2 separate regions of the Homo sapiens genome follow, and region 1 is linked to region 2. Evidence: chromatin contacts called from ENCODE Hi-C or POLR2A ChIA-PET data. All regions are on one chromosome and are shown on one strand. Each heading gives the region's core, a stretch centred on a gene start or an enhancer-like site at or near the end of the contact. The rest is flanking DNA. Distances are from core to core; before and after follow the strand shown.

What was found. Hi-C counts contacts between places; a loop is a spot of excess contacts on that map. ChIA-PET counts read pairs that join two places held with the same protein, here RNA polymerase II (POLR2A). Pooled maps may share reads with other maps.
Region 1: a loop to region 2 is called in a pooled map, with 2.0 times the contacts of the local background. The contact joins two enhancer-like sites. A Hi-C loop is called at or near these places in 10 of 168 maps with a recorded cell type or tissue (Caco-2, Calu3, HCT116 and 7 more) and 13 of 50 pooled maps. POLR2A ChIA-PET finds 5 or more read pairs at or near these places in 14 of 52 experiments (A549, AG04449, AG04450 and 10 more).

The regions. Positions count from the first base shown.
Region 1 is chr2:237,499,877-237,506,157 of GRCh38, forward strand. All of the region lies in intron 2 of MLPH (melanophilin), which reads left to right. Among named protein-coding and RNA genes, the nearest start is that of MIR6811, 7.9 kb to the right of the region's middle. Within about 2 kb of position 2,769, at least 12 of the 41 ENCODE cell types and tissues checked have a DNase peak (open chromatin) inside an H3K27ac peak, as active enhancers do; they include IMR-90, PC-3 and PC-9, where a contact is called at or near this core.
Region 2 is chr2:237,461,240-237,467,065 of GRCh38, forward strand. No RefSeq gene overlaps it. Among named protein-coding and RNA genes, the nearest start is that of MLPH, 23 kb to the right of the region's middle. Within about 2 kb of position 4,437, at least 5 of the 41 ENCODE cell types and tissues checked have a DNase peak (open chromatin) inside an H3K27ac peak, as active enhancers do; they include IMR-90, PC-3 and PC-9, where a contact is called at or near this core.

The sequences.
Region 1 (6,281 bases), core at 1,519-4,018, 37 kb after region 2:
TGAGACTACAGGCATGCATCACCACACCTAGCTAATTTTTTAAATTTTTTGTAGAGATGGGGTCTCTCTATGTTGTCCAGGCTTGTCTTGAACTCCTGGGCTCAAGTGATCTTCCCACTTCAACCTCTCAAAGTGCTGGGATTACAGATGTGAGCCACTACACTTAGCCAGATTTTACTTTTTTAAAAAAATACGTAGAAAAATCCAATAATGGTAGCAGAAGCTCAGCACTCATTGAGCCCTCTCTGGATGTGGCTCTACGTCGTGTGTTGGAGTCTAGTCCCTTCTCTGTCTCCTTTGCTGGAACTTCTTGGACTCTTTAAATATTCCCTTTCGCAGGGTCGAGGGCCCTGGCCTCAACTCTCTTCTCTGCTCTGTGTCACTCACTTCTCCAGTGACCTTGTCCAGCCCCAAGGTTTTAAATGAGTTCTAGACCAGCACTGCCTGATGGAACTTTCTACAGTGATGGAAATGTTCGTATCTGCATGACCCATGTGGCAGCCACTAGCCACCCAAGGCTATGGAGCACCAGAAGTGTGGCTAATGCAACTGGGGAAAAAAAGTTTTAATCGTATTCAATTTTAATTAATTTAAACGTAAATAGCTGCATGTGCCCTAGCAGCTAGGAGCTACTACAGCAGCTAGACAACACATCTAAACAATGAGTCCCAAGTTTACACCCACATCAGAGACACATCCTCTGAACTCTGACTTTTGTAGGCAAAGGCTTGCACGACACTGCGGCCAAAGTGTTCCACTGACATCTCTGTCCCAGCATGTCCAAAACAGAAGTTGTGATTTCTCCTCCACCTCCAAGCACCCCATCCCCATCTTGGATGCAGGCTGTTGCCAAAGTTAAGTTCCCAGGACTCATGGCTGTCTCTGCTCCTTCCCTCTCACCCCACACCCCACACTCAGCCAGTCCCGTGGCTCAACCAATACAGCCACTGCTCACCGCCCTCAATGCCAGCCTCAGGTCACGCCACACTGTCTTTCTTGTGGACACCACAGGAATCCACCCCACACACACACTTACTCTTCTCTCCCTCCACCCTCACCGTCTTGTTGTCCATTCTCCCCACATCCCCCAGACTCATGCCTTAAAAATGTGGATCAGGTCATCCCCCGGCTCATAACCCCCACAGAGCTTCCATCACATTTACGATGAAATTCGCCCTCCTCACCCCTGCTCACCGTGGGACCTCACTCCCTCCTCCATTTCCTCCTTAGCGCTTCTCCAATGCCCAGTGAGTCATTTCCTTGTTAGTGTCTTATCCCTGCCGGCATCTAAGCCCCATGAGGGTTCTGCTGCTTTGGCGCTGTGTCACCAGCCCCCAGCACAGTACTGACCATGGAACGACTCCACAGCTCTCTGGGCTCACATTGGATGATGACCTCTTTCAGCTTCATCTCTATTGTCTCCTTTAACCCTCAGACACCCCTGTGATGTGGTTACTTTTACTGGCCCCATGCACAAGTGAGAAACTGAGTCTGGGGCGGGTTACCCAGCTGTGATGAATATCTGGTAAATGTTTACTTTTAGCATTCGCGGGTCTATCTGCAGTGAGTGAGAGCTTGCTGTGTATTGGTGTATTGTCTCGTATTATTGTTCCTCTCATCTCCTATTTCCCCCATAAATATATATTACATCTAAAATAATTCACTCTAGGCCAGGTACAGTGGCTCACACCTGTAATCCCAGCACTTTGAGAGGCCGAAGAGGGTGGATCACCTGAGGTCAAGAGTTCGAGGCCAGCCTGGCTAACATAGTGAAACCACGTCTCTACTAAAAAAAAAAAAAAAAAAAAAAAAATACAAAAAAATTAGCCAGGCATGGTGGCAGGTGCCTGTAATCCCAGCTACTCAGGAGGCTGAGGCAAGAAAATTGCTTGAACCTGGGAGGCGGAGGTTGCATGAGCTGAGATCGCGCCACTGCACTCCTCAAAAAATAATAATAATAATAAATAAAATAATTAGATCTAATTCCTTAAATATCTAATGTGTGTTAAAACTTTTCCGCTCATCTCCAAATAATGTCCAGACCTTACACTTGCTTGCTGTATCTTTTAAGTCTCTTTGAATCTGTAAGATCTCTTTTCAGCTCTGTTTTTTTAATTTGAAGCTTATGTGTAGAAGAAAGCTAGCTGTTTACTTTTGTGGAATTTTTCACAGTCTGGAGTTAGCTGAGGATATCCTCGTGATGTTTGCACCAAAGTTCCATTGTCCCTGTTTTCCTGTAATCTGGTGGTGAGTTCCATAGAAGTGGTCCTCAGAGTGCTCTCATCTTGAGTGTTTTAGATTCATTCATATCACTTGGGTATTAAGAAGGTTTTAAGTACAGAAAAGATTATCACATGTTATTATTTTTTAATGTTCTACAAATACAAAGTAGGGCCAAAGTAAACCTTCTTGAAGGGAACATTGGTTAATAGTCACAGCTTTTAACTCCTTCTGTCCCCAGAAGAGCCCAGAACTTCTTAGGCACCCATCCCTGTCCTGGACCCAAGGGACCTGGGGCTGTGCACAAAAGGAGCAGGCCTCCTCCTGGGCACCCTGGAGCTTGCATTGGTGCTGATTTGTGTCTTGCTTTGTATCATGCTTGTGTCAAGTTCTCCCAGTAACTGCTTTCTGCATTTGTTAGGGTAGCCCCTCAGCTGTGGTTATGGTAGAAATTAATGGATATTCTCCAAACCCAGGAAGAACTAGGAGACCATGCATAGCCGGACTTGGGTGACTCATGCCCTGGGGGAAAGGCTGAAGCCCAAACGGAACACCCTGTTTTAAAGGACACAGCCTACAAATCAAATATTAGGACTGCCAACCTGCCCTGGAAAGGCAAATAGGTGGTGACGTGGATTTGTGATCTCTGCAAACAGAGGAGGTTCAGAGAGAATCTGTGAAGGGTCTCCTAGTATGAGACACGGGCAAACCGTGGCTTGCTTTAAAAAAAATTTTTTTTTGACCAGGCTCGGTGACTGATGCCTGTAACCCTAGCACTTTGGGAGGCCGAGGCAGGTGGTTCACCTGAGGTCAGGAGTTCGAGACCAGCCTGGTCAGCATGGCGAAACCCCATCTCTACTAAAAATACAAAAATTAGCCAGCCATGATGGCAGGCGCCTGTTGTCTCAGCTACTCAGGAGGCTGAGGCAGGAGAATCGCTTGAACCCGGGGGGCAAAGGTTGCAGTCAGCCAAGATCACACCACTTCAGTCCAGCCTGGGCAGCAGAGCGAAATTCCATCTCAAAAATAAATACATAAATAAATAATAAAAATCCATTTTTTTGATCATAAGGAATTTGAAATCACCCTTAGCCGGACTAGTTGGAATCACGGACACAGGCAACTCTAGAGATGAAAAAAATAGGGGCTAAAACAGGGACTCCGCTGCCAAGGCAGGGCCTGGAGGGGAACATTGGTCTGAGATGTTTTAGGAGATACTCTGAGGCTCCGTCTCTCAGCGCCTGCCGTTCTCACATCACCACTCACTTCCTCTTCATCTTTTTTATCGTCATCTTGGTCTTCCCCTTTAGAGGATCTCCAGGAACTTGAGTGAGTTTCCAGCTCCCTCGTGGTAATTCCCGACACGCGTTCCCAGGATGAGGAGCCTGGGTCCCCGGTGCTGCTCCTCAGCAATGCTGCCGTCTTTCCGTCCTCTGCCAGCCGTTAGCCCTGACGTGAGGTTTACTTTGGTTGCCACGCTTTCAGTCATTTGGCCCCTGGATCCTGTGACTCACTGGATCTTTTGTGCTCCAGTCCCCAACTCAGGGTCACCCTCAGGAATCATTTCTCCATTACCTGGGGTCTGTCCTCAGGCTGTTTTCTCAGGCATGGCATGGAGTGTGGATTTTGTCTTTGAGGATCTGTTCCACTTGCCTGGGAGTACAATCTGACCTCACACGCTTTCCCCTACAGGCTGTGGGGATGCTTACCGGTGGTAAGCAGAATAATCCCCCCCAAAAAGATGTCTACTTCCCAACCCCAAGAACCTCTGAATTCGTGAGGCTATACAGAAATGGGATTATGCATTTTAGGCTGCCCACCTGCTGGCCTGGACCTGGGAGATGATCCCGGGTTCCCTGGGCGGGCCTAATATCATCACAGGGGCCTTAGAAGCAGAAGGGATGGCTGGTTTTGAAGATGGAGAAAGGGGCCAGGAGCCCACATACCTGAAGCCCTCAAGAAGCTAAACTGCCAGAGAGCAGATTCCCCTCTGGGGGCTCCAGGAGGTGCCACAATCCTGCCGACACCTTGATGTTAGCTCAATGAATCCTGAGTCAAACTTCTGCCCTCCAGAGCTGTCAGGTAATGCATTTGCATTGTTTTTGTATTGTGTTTATTTTATTTTATTTTGTTTTTTGAGGTGGAGTTTTGCTCTTACTGCCCAGGCTGGAGTGCAGTGGCGCAATCTCAGCTCACTGCAACCTCCACCTCCTGGGTTTAAGCGATTCTCCTGTCTCAGCCTCCCAAGTAGCTGGGATTACAGGTGCCCACCACCACACGGGGCTGATTTTTTGTATTTTTAGTAGAGATGGGGATTCACCATGTTGGCCAGGCTGGTCTCGAACTCCTGACCTCAGGTGATCCACCCACCTTGGCCTCCCAAAGTGCTGGGATTACAGGTGTGAGCCACCGCAACTGACCAGCATTTGCATTGTTTTAAGCCATGGAGTTGGTGGAGCTCTGAAATGGCAGCAGTTGGACGGGAGCCACTGCCCCACGGCCAGCCCTCAGCCTTGCAGAAGGGCCCCCTGCATGACCTCCACTCTGTTGGAGGCCGCCGGTTCTGTCCACCATGCTGGTAGGGATTTTGCCCGCCCTATAACAGAGTGGTCTTGTCAGTCTGTGTAGGCATCTCCTACCATCCAGCGACCCCTCTAATCTGAAGACTCAGCTCTTTCTTTGTTTCTTCTCTCTGGTTAGGAGAGTTTTCCTGTGTTGTTAGGGTGACGGCTGCCTCAGTGGCATGGCAAAAACTCATGGTCGAAAACTTCACCCAACCAAGCCGTGCAAAGGAAATACAGGTCTTTTATTTCCCATCTGCTCCCCCTCGTGAGACCCCACCCCTTGAGCAGCAAGACAGTGCAAGCTTCAGGGCTTCAGATCTCCCAGACTCTGCTCACTTACCGGGTCTCTGTTCCTGGCTCAGCTTCTCTTCCAGAGCTCCCCACAACCCCACCTCTGCTCCCCAACCCATGCTTTTGGCCAGGCCAGCAGCTGGGCCTTGGGAGAAAGGCTCATGACCCTCCCGGTGGCCAGGTTGATGGGGTCTGGACTCCACACACTGTCCCCACCTCCTTGCTGGTCCTGATGCAGAGTGGAGGGCAGGTCAGCTTGCAGGATGGGGACCGCTGGCTGGTATGTGAAGGGTACTGGCCGGGCACTGAGATACGGATGGCACCCACCACTGAGACCCTGATCCCAGCCACATACCCACGTGCTGTGGCCTCTTCCACCAACCCCAAGCCTCTGCCAGTCCCCTGGCTGCTCCTCATCGCATGCAGTCCTGCTGGAGCATGGTTTAAGGATCACAGGGATGTGGATTCCCCACCACCCCAGCACCCAACGCAAGTGGAGGCCCACAGGACCCCTCATGCAGGCTCTTCCCCCGCCTGTGTGCTGGACCTTGGGGATGGCCACAGTGGGAGCTTCCCCCTGCTGTGCCTTCAGGGGTGGCCACCAGCCCCGCCATCCTGGGCTCTCCCCAGTATTCCTGCATGTTGCCACCACACCCCTGTCTAGATTTCACCCCAAGAGGGGCAGAGCAGGGCACAGGTCTGACCCCTTCACCCTGCGTGGCTCACCAATCCTGTCCAGACCCCATCATAGGAGCGGCCTTTCCTTCCTGTTCCCGTCCTAGAAGCGTTTTCCTTCCCTGGTATACGCCCTTTCTTCAGAGGCTGCCGGGCCTCCCTTGAGGACAGGAGTGCCCCCTTGGCTCTGTTCTGCCCCACCAGTCACAGCTCTGGCATGCGTGTCCCAGGGCCCTCTGGAGGTGGGACTGCAGAGGACAGTAATGTGGGTCCCCTGCCCCAAGGACAAGGACAGCACTTCCCTTCCACCCCCATGCATCCCCGTCTCCAGGGCTCTGTCTCCCCTGGGAGCTCACTTTCTCGGCCTTTGCCATCATCTCCCCACTGTCTCCCATCGCTTAGTCCCTTTTCTCCACATTCTGGGAGGGAGAGCAAACTTGACTTCGAAATCAGCAGTTCTCAAACCTTTGGGCCTCAGGACCCCTTCACATTTCCTAAATTACTGAGAACCCCAAAGAGTTTTATTCATAT
Region 2 (5,826 bases), core at 3,187-5,686:
GGGTTCTAAATTCAAATGTTTTCAGGGACCACACAGGAAATCTAAATGAAGAATGTGGGCCGGGTGTGATACAATAGGGAGCGGTGGAGGCAGTGGTGAACTAGAAAGGGTGTGCTCAACTCGCTCAGCTGCACGCAGCTGTCACAATGAAGACATGCAGGCCTGATGTTGTCCAATCTTTTGTTTTCAAAGAAAAGCTGGATATCTGTCTTCTTATGAGAATTTTTCAGATTTTGACATGCGAGTACCTAACTCAAAAGTTGTAAAACAGTAGGTGAGCCACACATATCGCGTCCTGGACTGAAGCCAGCCCATGGGCACGCAACCTATGTTCCCACCAAGATGGAAGGCAGACCACCAATACTGCAGACCCTGGGAGTTCCACTACCCCTGTTTTCTTGGCAAGGAGAAAGATAACTCATTTTATGAGGCGAGCATCATCCTGATACCAAAGCCTGGCAGAGACACAACAAAAAAAGAGAATTTTAGACCAATATCCTTGATGAACATTGATGCAAAAATCCTCAATAAAATACTGGCAAACTGAATCCAGCAGCACATCAAAAAGCTTATCCACCATGATCAAGTGGGCTTCATCCCTGGGATGCAACGCTGGTTCCACATACGCAAATCAATAAACATAATCCAGCATATAAATAGAACCAAAGACAAAAACCACATGATTATCTCAATAGATGCAGAAAAGGCCTTCAACAAAATTCAGCAGTCCTTCATGCTAAAAACTCTTAATAAATTAGGTATTGATGGGACGTAGTTCAAAATAATAAGAGCTATTTATGACAAACCCACAGCCAATATCATACCGAATGGGCAAAAACTGGAAGCCTTCCCTTTGAAAACTGGCACAAGACAAGGATGCCCTCTCTCACCACTCCTATTCAACATAGTGTTGGAAGTTCTGGCCAGGGCAATCAGGCAGGAGAAAGAAATAAAGGGTATTCAGTTAGGAAAAGAGGAAATCAAATTGTCCCTGTTTGCAGATGACATGATTGTATATCTAGAAAACCCCATCGTCTCAGCCCAAAATCTCCTTAAGCTGATAAGCAACTTCAGCAGTCTCAGGATACAAAATCAATGTGCAAAAATCACAAGCATTCTTATGAACCAATAACAGACAGAGAGCCAAATCATGACTGAGCTCCCATTCAAAATTGCTTCAAAGAGAATAAAATACCTAGGAATTCAACTTACAAGGGATGTGAAGGACCTCTTCAAGAGAACTACAAACCACTGCTTAATGAAATAAAAGAGGATACAAACAAATGGAAGAACATTACATGCTCATGGATAGGAAGAATCAATATCATGAAAATGGCCATACTGCCCAAGGTAATTTATAGATTCAATGCCATCCCCATCAAGCTACCAATGACTTTCTTCACAGAATTGGAAAAAAACTACTTTAAAGTTCATATGGAACCAAAAAAGAGCCCACATTGCCAAGTCAGTCCTAAGCCAAAAGAACAAAGCTGGAGGCATCACGCTACCTGACTTCAAACTATACTACAAGGCTACAGTAACCAAAACAGCATGGTACTTGTACCAAAACAGAGATATAGACCAATGGAACAGAATAGAGCCCTCAGAAATAATACCACACATCTACAACCATCTGATCTTTGACAAACCTGACAAAAACAAGAAATGGGGAAAGGATTCCCTATTTAACAAATGGTGCTGGGAAAACTGGCTAGCCATATGTAGAAAGCTGAAACTGGATCCCTTCCTTACACCTCATACAAAAATTAATTCAAGATGGATTAAAGACTTAAATGTTAGACCTAAAACCATAAAAACCCTAGAAGAAAACCTAGGCATTACCATTCAGGACATAGGCATGGGCAAGGACTTCATGTCTAAAACACCAAAAGCAATGGCAACAAAAGACAAAATTGACAAATGGGATCTAATTAAACTAAAGAGCTTCTGCACAGTAAAAGAAACTACCATCAGAGTGAACAGGCAACCTACAGAATGGGAGAAAAATTTTGCAATCTACTCATCTGACAAAGAGCTAATATCCAGAATCTACAAAGAACTGAAAGAAATTTACAAGAAAAAAACAAACAACCCCATCAAAAAGTGGGCTTATCATAAGGATATGAACAGACACTTCTCAAAAGAAGACATTTAAGCAGGCAACAGACACATGAAAAAATGCTCATCATCACTGGCCATCAGAGAAATGCAAATCAAAACCACAATGAGATTTCATCTCACACCAGTTAGAATGGCGATCATTAAAAAGTCAGGAAACAACAGGTGCTGGAGAGGATGTGGAGAAATAGGAACACTTTTACACTGTTGGTGGGACTGTAAACTAGTTCAACCATTGTGGAAGACAGTGTGGCAATTCCTCAGGGAGCTAGAACTAGAAATACCATTTGACCCAGCCATCCCATTACTGGGTATATACCCAAAGGAATATAAATCATGCTGCTATAAAGACACATGCACACATATGTTTATTGTGGCACTACTCACAATAGCAAAGACTTGGAACCAACCCAAATGTCCAACGATAGACTGGATTAAGAAAATGTGGCACATATACACCATGGAATACTATGCAGCCATAAAAAATGATGAGTTCATGTCTTTGTGGGGACGTGGATGAAGGTGGAAACCATCATTCTCAGCAAACTATCGCAAGGACAAAAAACCAAACACCGCATGTTCTCACTCATAGGTGGGAATTGAACAATGAGAACACTTGGACACAGGAAGAGGAACATCACACACTGGGGCCTGTTGTAGGGTGGGGGGAGTGGGGAGGGGTAGCATTAAAAGATATACCTAATGTAAATGACGAGTTAATGGGTGCAGCACACCAACATGGCACATGTATACATATGTAAAAAACCTGCACATTGTGCATTGTGCGCATGTACCCTAAAACTTAAAGTATTACATATATATATAGAGAGAGAGAGAAAGAAAAGGCTGTACAACTGTGCTCCCTCAAGAAGTGCCTATGCCAGAGGCTTGCCTGTCTCTTTCCATTGAAAGATAAAAATTCTACCTACATTTATTTTAAACAATATTTTATTATGAAAATGCCCAACCATACAGCAAAATTGCAAGAATCTCATCATCAGGATTCTGCCATTAATATTTCACTGCACATTTCCTTTATCACGTTTCAATCCATCTCTCCACCTATCCATCCAGCCACCTGGCTGGAATCCTAATGATATTTTTAGTGAATTCACAGAAATGAAGTTTTGGAAAAAGCACCTGTGTCGTTTCCCTGTTTTCTTTCAGATTCATATCCTGACCTTTCCTTCTTCTGCTCTGCACTGAAGGAAAATACGGTTCCCAGGCCCCACTGTCTCCTAGCTTCTCGGTAAGTTTAGACAGGGCAGGCACTGGTGGAAGACTGGAGGGGGACAGGCAGGGAGAAGGTCGGGGTGTTTCTCTCTCTGTCTCTCTGTCTGTGTGTGTGGTGTGTGTGTGTGGGGTGTGTGTGTCTGGGGTGTGTGTGTGGTGTGTGTGGTGTGTGTGTGTGGTGTGTGTGGTGTGTGTGTGGCGTGTGTGTGGCGTGTGTGTGGTGTGTGTGTGGTGTGTGTGTGTGGTGTGTGTGTGGTGTGTGTGTGTGGTGTGTGTGTGGTGTGTGTGGTGTGTGAGTGGGGTATGTGTGGGGGGTGTGTGAGGTGTGTGTGGTGTGTGTGTGTGGTTGTGTGTGGTGTGTGCGGGGGTGTGGGGGGGTGTGAGGTGTGTGTGTGGTGTGTGTGTGTGGTGTGTGTGTGTGTGCGTGTGTGTGTGTGCCTCTCTGCTTAGGTAGCACTTGAGGCAGTGGCTGCATCTCCCCCATAGCTCCAGCTCCCCTGATGCACCCCTCTGGAGTTCTAGCTGCCCCCAGACATGCCTGCAATGACTCCAACTTCCTCCAGGCAGCCCCAGGTCCTGGATTCTACTGCATCTTCTACTGCATCTTCTCCTGCTTTATCCCTCCAGGCCTGAGAAGCGAGGAACTTCCTGTTCTTGCTATTGTCTTCATTGCCTGTTCTGTCTGCATTTAGCTTCTCATCTCTTTCCACCACCTGTGGAAATGCCTCTCTGTATCGCGTCCTCTATTTGAAATAGAGTAGACCTCTTTATCCAAGGGGGGTACATTCCAAGACGCCAGTGGATGTCTGAAATCGCAGATAGTACCAAACCTTATACATACTATGTTTTTTTCCTATATATACATACCTATGATAAAGTTTAATTTATAAATTAGGAACAATATGAGATTAACAGCAATAACTAATAATAAAATAGAACAATTATAAAAACAGGCCGCCATCACTACTCTTGCTTTGGGGCCATTATTAAGTAAAATGGGGTTTACAAGCACTGCGACACAGCAATAGTCGATCTGATAACGTAGATGGCTACCAACTGAGTCACGGGTCGGGGGTAGCACACACAGGCTGGATGTGCTGGACAAGGAGATGATTCACATCCACAGTGGGGTGGAGCTGTATGGCACAAGATTTCATCATGTTACTCAGAATGGCGAGCAATTATTCAGGAGGTTATAGGATATGCAACTTCCGCAATTACTCCTGCAGATTGTATTGTAGATTGGCCTTTGGAGATACCTTTTCAGGGTTTGGTGTTTTTTTTTTCATGTCTGATACCCCTGGCTCCACCTGGACCCCCAAACCCCACTCCCGTGGCCCCACCCGGAAGCAATGCAGCACACAGGAGGGCAGCTTCAACCCCTCTGATTTCATCGCCACCCCAACCGATCAGCAGCAACCCTGGCCACCTCCGCCCCCTTCCCCCAAACTGCCTTTGAACACCCTTAACCTAGGAGCTTTGGAGGAGAATGATTTGAGTACTAACTCCGTCTCCCACATAGTGTGGCCGGCCTCGTGTCTATTAAACTCCTTCTTTGCTACGATGCCATCGTCTTTCTTTGTGCAGGGAACAGGAAGAACCCCTCCGGCAGTTACACTGGCTAACACACTCCTCCAGCTTTCCAGCAAGTTCTTTCTTGGAGGGAGATCCAAGCGGGGCACGCCATAGCCGCCACAGCAAGCTACTCTTTAGTAAAACATCATCTAAATTACATCTTGATTTCATCCTAAAGGAACTCCGCTTGAGTTGAGACATAAACAAGAATAGGGCCTAACCTCAAAAAACTGATGTATATAATTCCAGTGCCAAAAGTCTCTTCCCCGTGGACACTTTTAAATAGATCATTAACCACATGAGACACAGTGGATGGGCTTGTTAGGGCCCAGCTGGGATGAGTTAACTTATCTACAAAACACAGAGAAATCTTTGAAGAGATAAATCTCATCCAGTCGTCAATGGAACATGGGAAACTATGTTCTAACACTGACATTTGTAACCAGGGCTAGCAACAGGGCCAAAAACCTTCTGCTTGAATTTTGGATAACCTATTCTTTTTAATCAGATATAATTTGTATCCAAAAACTGCACTCATTTTAAACATACATTTCAATGAATTTTGACAAATATGTACACCTATGTACATGAAGTATACATTTTGATGAGTTTCAACAAATGCATAAAAACATGGTCCTGGCCAGGTACAGTTGCTCACGCCTGTAATCCCAGTACTTTGGAAGGCCGAGGCGGGCGGATCACGAGGTCAGGAGTTTGAGACCAGCCTGACCAACATGGTGAAACCCTGTCTCTACTAAAAATACAAAAATTAGCCAGGTGTGGTGGTACGCACCTGTAATCCCAGCTACTCAGGAGACTGAGGCAGGAGAATCACTTGAACCCAGGGGGCGGAGGTTGAAGTGAGCCAAGATCACGCCAGTGCACTCCAGCCTGGGAAAC